4 separate regions of the Mus musculus genome follow, and regions 2, 3 and 4 are each linked to region 1. A link is a loop called in an ENCODE intact Hi-C map of the cell type or tissue named here. Cell type or tissue: left cerebral cortex. All regions are shown on one strand.

Region 1 (2,500 bases):
GTCTCTAATCATGCCATCAGTTTTTCCTATTCTTATTAGTCTTCTCTGATGACTAATTATGGATCTAGAGTAAGGAGACAGAATAACAGACATCTAGATAGGACTGTTCATGACAAAGAGGTCATCCTGTAGCCAGGCCTGGTGGTACAGGCCTGTAACCCAGCTACATGCAAGGCTGAGGCAAGAGGGTTATTAGTCAAGAGCTGCCTGGGTTATAGAATGAATTAAAGGCCATCATGAGCAAACTAGGGGTCGAAAAATAAAAAGCAAAGGAGGGTTAGAGATATAGCTCAGTGGTGGCCCATATGCACTATACAGACAAGGCCCCGGCCCAGGCTTCAGTCTTGCTGAAAATAAACATAAATAAAGAAAAAAGAACCCATGGTAAGTGCATGTGTGCCCATGGCTCCCCTGCAGTGGCTAGTAGCTTGACCCAAGAGTGTCTCTTAGAGCCTGTGGAGTCAAGTTGCATCTCATGGTTCTGCCCGTGCAGTAAGCTTTCCAGGCAAAGATGGGCTCAACCCACCATCTTGAAAGATTAAACCGGCCCATTGAGAAGTAGGATGATAAGAAAGGCAGTGTCCTAGGCCTTTTGATTCCCAGTCAGTAGACTCAGCACCAGCAGCAGTCTCTAGGATGACCAGAGGCATTGGCCACTGCTCTTGATTTCCATGACTTATCTCCTTCTCGATCCACAAGGCTTCTAGAAACCCCACTTCCTATGATAGCTTGTTCATGTCTCTGTTCCTTGTGTCATTCAATGGTATTTTTGTCTGTGAAGGAACCACCACTCATTAAAGGTGAGTGGCATTTCAAAGGTCCTATTGTGTGCCACGCAGGGTTTAACATGCTCTTCTGTAAGATACCAGATTGGATAGCTGTCAGTTAGGAGTAATCGCCATCCCACTTCACAGATGAGGAGCTGCACACCCCCCCCCCCCCAGATCAGCTCTCTCTCAGGCTCCCAGTTGTCCCCAGGCTAATGAGGAAGGGGTTCTTCCTACTTAGTTACTACATGAGAGAAAAGATCCCTGTAGGCCAGGAGATAGGTTTGGAGGCTTCCTAGGAAAGTTCAAAGTTGGGGAGCAATGGTGTCTCTCTGGGTCTCAGCTTCTTTTTCTGCAAAATGATATCATTAGTACGGCCAGTCAGAGTAACCCGAAACCTACGAGTTGGACAGGAACACGGAACCTAAACCTCACGTTCACAAAGGTCCTCCATCTTCCCCAGTGGCTGCTCTCCTCCTCCCTCAGCCCTTGCCTTCCTTTAGCCTCCAGCCTCCTGCCTTTTTCCTGTGCCCGCCCAGCAACCTTAGTCATGCTGGATCCGGGCCCAGTCTACTTGGCTGCAGTCTGCTGCTCACTGCACTCATTATTCCAGGCACCCTGTGATTTACTTTTCTAGTGAGTTAATTGCAAAATCCATATGGAGTGGAGAGAAAACATCCACCCAGGCTTGCCATGAAAAGCAGGGCACAGAGGAAGCTTTCCATCTTGGCCGGCGCAGCCTGCAGAGGCAGGGGGAGGAAGCCGTTGCCACATGGTTTGTGCACAGAGCTGAGCTGCCAAACTCAACACGAGGCATGAGGTGTTTGGACCCAGTGATTCCCTTTTGATTTTCCCCTCTCATCCCTTTAGACAGACATCTCTCTCAGCTTGTGAGACACGCTATGGGCATAAGGTCTAGGTGATCAAAGACGACTCTGGGAGCTTTGCTAAAGATGCCATTCCCGAGCTTCTCCCTCCAGAGTCTCATCTAATAAATCTTGGCTGGGGCCATGCTTCACCCCCTGTACGCTGTTAGTCTGGGCAATCTGTAGACCAAATGTTGGGAAATAAACCTTTGAGGTGAAGGCCGGTGGTTGAGGCATTAGCAGAACTTAAGAGAAGTTCTTGGTTTTCATCTATCCATTACGTGCCCTTGGACAAGTTATGACTTGGAACCTTAGAGTGCTTGAAATCTCTAAAGCAGGAAGCAGAATGCCTGCCCTACATGTGCCTCGAGAGCATAACACCACGATGCTGTAAGCCTTTGACACAACCCCTGCCTCATGTGGAAGCTGCCCACCCCCCACCAAAAAAAAAAAAAATCCCAAAGACAATTCACTTTTCTTTCCCGAGAAGGTGTTCTGTAAAACTAGCCTGCAGCAACGTAGCTACTGAATGCTAATCTATTTCTGAATGTGTTTACTGTTTACAATATCCAGGGGCCTTGAGGGGGAGAATCAGCTCTTGTTTTGAAAGCACTTTGTAGATGAAAAGGTGTTCAACCCTCAGGAGACTTGGTTGGTGGAAGTTTAGACAAATGTTTATTTTAATTTGCTGTGTTATAACTTATTAAAAAGCCTCTCCAGTGTGGAAGGACTATTTTGGGTCTCACAAGGGATCCAGTAGTTTTGAATAGCTTGTCATTAACTCATTCATTTGTTCAAGCAACTCTACCTGAGCACCTGGGCACCAGGACTGGTGAACAAATGCCACCCCCGGGACTCTGCCTCTGA
Region 2 (2,500 bases), 76 kb before region 1:
ACCAAAGGGCAAGAAGGAAACCAGCTTTCACTGGGCATTGCTAATAGAGAAAACACTGTGTCTTCTCATTTGCACAGCAATCCTGTGAAGCTAATAAACCTGACAGAACAAGAGATAGAACAGGAAGAGGTTGAGCAGATCCCAGGTGGCCACCCATCACAGCGGGGATCCACTTACCAACCCCCCCATTCCCAGCCCATCTTTACCCTGATTCCACATTGTGCCATTTCTGGTTCTTCTGGTCTTATAAAGCAAAGAGATTTTTTTAAAGTTGCTGAATCTCAAACACCTACATAAATAATGGCAGTTCAGAGGAAGCCACATGGTTTCCTGGTCCACACTGAGAGCCATTAACCAGTAATGGGGGATCCAGCTGAGCTCAAAGCACCCAGCTCAGACCTGATGACAGGGGCAGAGGGCCAGAGACAGAGGGGGAGGGCAGGAACAGATGGCCTGCAAAGACCCAGCAGAGGCGAGGGAAGACGCCAGGGTGGGGGGAGCTGCCTGAGACGTTTGTTCTCAAGGTGGGAAGGCTGTGAAGGTGGCACTAAATGTGTAGACAGCATTCTAGAAAAGGCTGCCAAGCTGTGTCCCCTGTGGATGGTCTTCAGTGTCTGCTGGGAACACCCATTGAGTATTTCTCCCATGGGGAGGGCCTCTTTCTTTAACCCTTTTCATGAAGTAGAGGAAACCTCAGATGGGCACCCAGTGTGTGCTTTAACATTCAACACTTGCCAACGTCCCTGTTTAACAAAGAGAGCCAAGGCTCTGCCCCACAGCTTTGAGCAGGCATGTTCTCACTAGAACATGATAACCTGCTTTCATTGTATTTATTTTTACAGTTAGCTTCTATTTATGGCCAATCATACGCTTGCCATATGGCAAGGGAATTGCAGTCCCAGTATACAATTCCCTCTTAAAACAAGAAAATTCAGTAAAATCCAAAAAGTTTTGGGAAAGAGGCAGTTTAAAAGAACATAAATAATGGTGTAGGTAGGCATGGTTTGAGGGTCTACGCTGTGACAGGGACACAGAGACAAAGCCTGGAAAACATTGTTTCAGTCCAGGTCCCTCAGTGTCCAGACCCAAAGACTCCCGAGGGTGACACAGAAGGTCAGAGACAGGCTGAAGGGGTCACTTGGGTGTCCTTATCTGCAGCCCCCTCACTAGTGGAATCCCATGCCAGCTCCAGGTCTGGGCAGTGCCATCAGCTGAGATTTGTAACTGGACAGTAAGCTTTGTCGATGACAGAGTGCTTTACAGACAGGACTGACTGGAGTACAAGCCAATCCCAAAAAGACACAGAGCTGCCTCTGCACATTTTACCTCCAGCACGCAGTGCTTGCCGAGCCCTGAGCTCAGTCATCCTTGAGGCTCTGTGCATCTAAGAAAACGAGCTGATTGCGTGTGAGTGGGCTTTAGGAAAGGGGTTTGTCTGAATGGGAATTATGCTAACTTTCTCTGTCTCCTTGGCTTCCTTCCAGGCTCCTCTTCAACAGCCTGGGCACCCTGGTGTCAGGAGGTACTTTCTGATGTGGTCTGCTGTAAATGAGGACTCTGTAGAGCCAGCCACTCACATACCAACGAGAACACAAATCAGGCTGTTTCCAGATGGGAAAAGTCAGGACACACGGCTGACATGCCTCTTCATGGGGTGGCTTTGGGGTCCTGAGAGCCAACCAAGCCACACACTAAACCTGGTGGTATTTTGGTATTTTTTAATACAACTGCATTTGGGGGAAATGAGTGGGAAAGGGATGCCAGAGGCTGCATTCTAGTCACGTGAGTGACTAATGAGAGGGCCCTGGCTTCCCCTGGACATTGGGTTATATTAATTCAAAGTGTGACTTGTTTATTTTGTAGGGTCAAAGAGGACCCTTACCTTCTAGAAAGCCAAAGTGGCAATTAGATTATAGTCACCAGGGTTTGCCCGGGGTAATGCATGAGAAAGGGCTTTGTAAACTACATAAAATAGAAATGACCCTGTTGAGGCTGTCCCTGCCGCCCCCAATTAGGGGCCATAATAGTTTGTTCCTGGTGGGAGGCATAGGTCTAGTTAGGGGAGCACCTGGCAGAGGACAAAGAGTACAGGCACTGAGGCCACACTGAATCCTGATTGCACTAGGGCCAGTTTCTATCTGCATGGCTGTGTCTGTGTGGCTCAGTGCCCTGGTCCTGGGATGGCTGTGTGTCCTATGTAAGTGGGAAGGGAGAAGAAAGGACATTAACTGACTTTTCAATGTAGCTGTGATTATTTTTTTCAAGTTAGGAATCAGGCAAAGCCAAAGCTGACCTCCATACACTTGAAATTGGGCCAGGAAATGGAGTCACAAGCAGAGATGGTATCTGTTCTAAGGACAGTGAGACATCCATACATTGTTGGCAGAGAGATAGCTCAGCCAGTAAAGTGCTTGTCTAACAGGTGTGAGGACTTGAGTTTGATTTCTGGCACTAGATAAAAAGCCGAGTGCTGTGGTGAACACTTAAAATCACAGTGCCA
Region 3 (2,500 bases), 68 kb before region 1:
TAGAATTGGAAAACTTTGGTGCCATTATTGTAATCCCAAGCCCTCTCACATCCAGTCTTATGTCCACCCCATAGTGGCTTGGATCCCCTGCAAGAACATCTTTGTGGAGAAATGCACTGGCTGCCGCTGGGCAGGTGGGTATCTCTGGCCAAGTGTAACAGTACAGGATCTGGGTGGTACTCTTTCGCTACACCCTCACACCTCCTTCTCTTGAGGAAAGCAGAGAAAAGGAGCGAACCATGGAACTATGGGCAGGCAGGTCATGCTGAAACCCAACAGTTCTGCCCGTGGTCAGACTCAGCTCTGTAGCTGCCTGCAACTTCAGGCTAGGGCACTTTGAAAAACAGCCTTGGGCTTCAGGCAACATCCTTTCTCTCAGTTTTCATAATGTTACTGAGGAGCACTGAATTCCTGCTAGTTTCAAAACCTTGTAGGGAGAATCTAATGAAGCAACAGGTGACTATGTCTGGCGCGGTCGCTTTGCCCACAGCAGCAAGCCAATCAGTGCAACATGTCCCCCACCCTCCAATTTGGGTCTTTGTCTCTGTTCGGTGTTTGTCTCCTGCTGTCTGTGATCCTCTGTTTCGTGCACCTGTCACGGAATAAAGTCTCCTTCATGGGGCAGAGACAGGAGCTACCTACCCCAAGCCCACAGAACCACCCAGGTCCCTGTCTGCCCACAAGCCCACCATGCACCAAGCCACTCCACCCCTGCAAGATGCAAGCGGTCGAGAGCAGGCATAGCCCACGAGAAGAAAGAAAAGCAACAAACTATTAAAAGTTAGCAAAAAAGAGAAGCACTTACCGTTTGCTGCGACCCCCAGGCTGGCGGAGCCACTTTTAACTAAGAATGAATTAGGGACAAACTCTTCCTCAGAGTCTGAGTCCGGGGTTGGCTGGGCCACACCGTTGCCTAGCAACCGCCTCTGGCTCTCATTGGCCGGAGGGGAGGGGGGCGGGGAGGGGGACTGCTCAATAGGGGTTGATGAAGCAGATGAACAATGCAAGGGAGCACCTGCGGGCCACAAAGACAAACACAGACAGAAAAAAATAATAATGAAAATCGATTTCGAGGCACACGGGGAAGGGGAGGCAACAAAATAAAACACGCATCAACGGGGGAGGGGGCTCTGAACGCGACGATCCACTGCACGTGTGGCCCGCACAAGGGCTGTCCCTGTGCAGAGAAAGTTGGCGAGCAAGCGCTCCTTCTGAAGAGCAGGGACAGCTCACAAAAGTGGGCCTAGCAGAATACCTCAGAAACAGCAGGAGGGTCTTCTTGTTTAGCCTTTCTTTAACAGAGGCCGGAAAACCCCGGGTTGTCTTCTGCTGACTGCGCTTTTTTTTTTTTTTTTTTTTTTTTTTTTACAGAACAACCGGCTGCCCTCTATAAGCCACAGTGGCCTCTCTGGTAAAATGAGCAGCCAGGGTTGGGTGAAGGCCGAGCCCTTGCGACCCAGCCATTCTGTGATGTCACTGAACTGAAATGATGTTCTTATTAGTGAGATTTGAATCCAGCTAGCCTGCAATAAGTCCCGGGCCTCATAAAAAGGTAGTGAGAGCTGGAAAAAATGATCTAAGGCTCTCCCCCACCTTTAGTAGCTTAAGAACGTCAGCATACCAGTGTTTTAGTTCTCCGAGGATCTAACATTTTTTTTTACGATTCTTAAATTCTGACATTCTTTGCAAACTTCTTGCAATCAAGGGTTTTAGTGGTCTTACTCACTCCCTTAAGCAAAGAGCGTAACGTAATGCCAGGCTCACGGAAAGCACAGAGGAGACACTTGTTGCACATATTAGTGCTAGAGATCTGATAGACTAGGATCCTTATGCTCTGATAGCTGAAATGATAACATTTCTAAGTCTGTCATATTAAGACACTGGCATTTTATGGGTTCCAAAAGGCAGAGATCCTGACTCTGATCTTCTGTGATATAGGGCTATTACAAAGTTCTAAGGGTACGGCTTTCAACAGTTCTAGGAACAAATGCCCAACTCTTCAGAAGGAAGGGACAGCTCGGGAGAGTTCACCTTCTTGTCTGCGGAGAACCTTTCCACACATGCAGTACATCGAGTACAAGAGAGGACATAAGCACAGACACATACACAGGTATACAGTACAACATAGGCATTGCCCGGCAGCAAGGGCTGTTACTGTCTCACACCTGGACTGGCAGAATATGTGTAAGACATAGCCCTATGTCACCAGTTCTGCGAAGGGCCACAGCCTCAGGAAACACAGCCCATCCCAGATCAGAACATTTAGCAGGATCCTTAGAGGCACAGAACTTCTGATTTGGGTGGTACACATAACAGAAGGCCTCATGGTTCAAAGCCATGTATTTTACAGCTCCCACCATGTGACTGTCAACCCCTGAGTCTAACTGCCAGTCACTGCTTCATAGAATTGCTTCATGACATTTGGCTGGTTCATTTCAGAGCTTCATTAAGGACAATGCAGAAAGTGGGGAATCAGTGACCAAGGTACATTATTTGGGGT
Region 4 (2,500 bases), 53 kb after region 1:
GCAAGTTCTTAATAGTAAAGTTCTAATTATTATTTTTTTAAAAAATTTCAATAATGTATTACATAATAGCAATTACTATACTATTCATTAAATTCATGTTAACTAAAGAAGTAGCTTTCATCTTTATCATCACACCAAGTCCTCCCAGCAACCCCCAAGAGAGGACTCTGTTATCTCCATCCAGTTTACAGATAGGGAAACAGAGGCAAGCTGACTTGCCAGAGGCAGATACTAGTTCTGCACTGCTGGCACGGAGGACAGGGTGAAGACATGGTGCCCAGGGGCCCATTTTCTTTCTTCTGGGCCAAAGAGCTTACCAGGCAGAGCTGCTCCCTCCTCTGTTGTAAGGCCACAGAGGGACTCTATCAGTTCTTAAAGTCTCTGCTTCTCAAAGCCCAGACAACCCAAAATTCCTTGCACTTTATACCGTGGCTTCCTCTCTGGCTTTCCAAAGCATTCCTAGCCAGCTGTGCTTCCTCTCTGTGGTCTGAACAGATAATTAAAGCCCAGATTCCTTCTTCCAGAACATATATTTGGAAAATAAAAATTTTCCTCATTTTTTTTAATCTCACAAACAAACAAACAAACAACAATGAAGAAAACCAGGTCCCTCAACCCTTCAAAATAGAACAAAGGAATCCTAAAAACCATTTACAAGCAGCATCTTACACTAGAAGTCAGGGGAGATCAAACAATAAACTGTCAATACAGTACCAAACAGTGACCATTAGAGTTACCTGGACATCAGTGGCTAGCCACTAACTTCCCACGGTGGTCATAGTCACACATACTTTTTAGAACTCCAACGTGAAACTAGGCAAGAAGCCTTAAAAAATGAACACCACTTGACTTGGAATTGGGAGTCTACAGAGCACAAGACAATAACACCAAAGCATACAGATAACTATAAACTGTGACAATGGGCCAGGCTCTCCTACTTAGGCAGCATAAGAAGTTGTTGAGAAGGGAAATGCCCTCCCCACAACTGGTGAAGGCTGAAAGGGAGGACTCAGCAATCGCAGGTACACACGTCGTTCTCAACTCACATGATCCTCTGTCCTCAGGGCTGTCTGCTGTTTTGCAGTGGCCTGCCCAAGTAGCATTATCTGCTGCCTTCCACAGCATCATCCTGGGTCTCCTGTGTTGCCTCCATCCCATCTCCTGGCCAGTGATAGTCATCTTTCATGGATGCCATGTGATCATATCACTCCCAATGCAGGCTTATTTCTCCGGCTTCCCCCCTCCTCCTAGCAGATCGCCAAGCTCTGCCCCCAGGACCCTCCTGTCTCCTCCCTTCCAGATGCTCATTAAGCCCTAGAAATGTGCTCCCAGTCAGGCACCTGCTTGTGTGCAGACTTTACTCAGCATGAGTCAGAGAACTTGCCTTCCAAAGCAGGCCCTTAACTGGAGATGGCTCCTCCCAAGCATTTGCCTAAGGAAGACTCATCGTGAAGAAGAGCTGGCGGCAGGCCACCAGAATAGGCTCCCACCCTCCAGGAACAGGGGCACACCCGATCCCACAAAGACGAGGAGCAGAAGGAGCACTCGACTAGCAGATGCACATGTTAGTTTGCATTTGGTCCCCTCTCTCCTAGACACATTCTCTTGTTACGGTAGGCATGTGATGTGCCTTGTCGAGGCTCAGGGGCTTCCAGGTGCAAACCAGACCAACATGCCTGGCCCCAGAGTCATAAACAACAGCAACTTTATCACCATTCCGGGACATCATCGCTCTGAAATCGATGTAGCATAGCAACTAGAAAAACCAGAATTTTCACCCCAGCACCCAAACCTATGGTAATGAATGAGCACGAAGGTCGGCTTTACTCATCCTTCAGGTAAGAACATAGAGAGCCCCTTCAGCTCCTTGCTAACTGACCTCAAACAAGATGTCACATGTAGAAATGACCTTGTAAATGGTTCAACAGGGACAAATGTAACCATTTATTCTGCCATGCCCAAACCTGCTTCCTCAAAGCTAGTAGGTACCCCAGACATCACAGAGACATCTTGCCATCAGGTCCCCTTGAGCCTTCCCTCCCTCTGTTTGTGTGACCCCATTGCCCAGCCATTTCCAAAGCCATTGGTTTGCTTCAGGTATCGCCAGGGCTGTCCCTTGGGTGGGGCTCAACTTAAGAGAGGGCTCCTGGATTTTCCTTCGTGGGAATCATGCCTAGTCTGTTTCTTCTGTCCTTTGCAAGGCCTCCCTACGGACTTCTGTGTGCGTTCCACTCTTCACATCATTCTCCCTGCCTTGCCGTAGTCCAGGGTCTGAACTGAAGGTCTATGGGTGTTGAGGACAGAAACGTAGCAGTGTCTTTCTTGCCTTTGTCATGTCTTCTCTTGGGAAGGATGACGTCATCATTTATTTTAGTTTTGTGTGTGTGTGCGTGTATGTGTGCACTCACCATGCATGCATATTTCTAGATACAGGAGAGGGTATTTGAGGAGCCAGAGAGGGTATCAGAGCCCCCTGGAGCTGCAGTTATAGGCAATTGCG

What was found. Hi-C counts contacts between places; a loop is a spot of excess contacts. Peaks named below come from ENCODE experiments on the same cell type or tissue, not always from the same donor. Only the 100,000 strongest peaks of a DNase experiment are listed, where the experiment ranks them.
Region 2: a loop joins it to region 1, with 7 times the contacts of the local background. A loop is called at or near these places in 3 of 42 quality-filtered maps.
Region 3: a loop joins it to region 1, with 2.2 times the contacts of the local background. A loop is called at or near these places in 3 of 42 quality-filtered maps.
Region 4: it touches region 1 in a loop (8-fold over the local background); 2 of 42 quality-filtered maps call a loop at or near these places.

Annotation. Positions count from the first base shown.
Region 1 is chr7:96,574,369-96,576,868 of GRCm38, reverse strand. The region is part of intron 6 of Tenm4 (teneurin transmembrane protein 4); the gene reads right to left. Among named protein-coding and RNA genes, the nearest start is that of Gm15413, 230 kb to the left of the region's middle. In left cerebral cortex, no CTCF peak of the experiment used is centred here; a DNase peak (open chromatin) is centred at 1,428; H3K27ac peaks cover 1,111 bases.
Region 2 is chr7:96,650,145-96,652,644 of GRCm38, reverse strand. All of the region lies in intron 7 of Tenm4 (teneurin transmembrane protein 4), which reads right to left. Among named protein-coding and RNA genes, the nearest start is that of Gm15413, 150 kb to the left of the region's middle. In left cerebral cortex, no CTCF peak of the experiment used is centred here; DNase peaks (open chromatin) are centred at 550, 790 and 1,388; H3K27ac peaks cover 1,304 bases.
Region 3 is chr7:96,642,514-96,645,013 of GRCm38, reverse strand. It overlaps Tenm4 (teneurin transmembrane protein 4), which reads right to left. Exons shown (of 33, transcript NM_001310762.1): 7 at 806-1,015. Among named protein-coding and RNA genes, the nearest start is that of Gm15413, 160 kb to the left of the region's middle. In left cerebral cortex, no CTCF peak of the experiment used is centred here; a DNase peak (open chromatin) is centred at 959; H3K4me3 peaks cover 635 bases.
Region 4 is chr7:96,521,048-96,523,547 of GRCm38, reverse strand. The region is part of intron 4 of Tenm4 (teneurin transmembrane protein 4); the gene reads right to left. Among named protein-coding and RNA genes, the nearest start is that of Gm15412, 180 kb to the right of the region's middle. In left cerebral cortex, no CTCF peak of the experiment used is centred here; DNase peaks (open chromatin) are centred at 1,389 and 2,351; H3K27ac peaks cover 1,596 bases.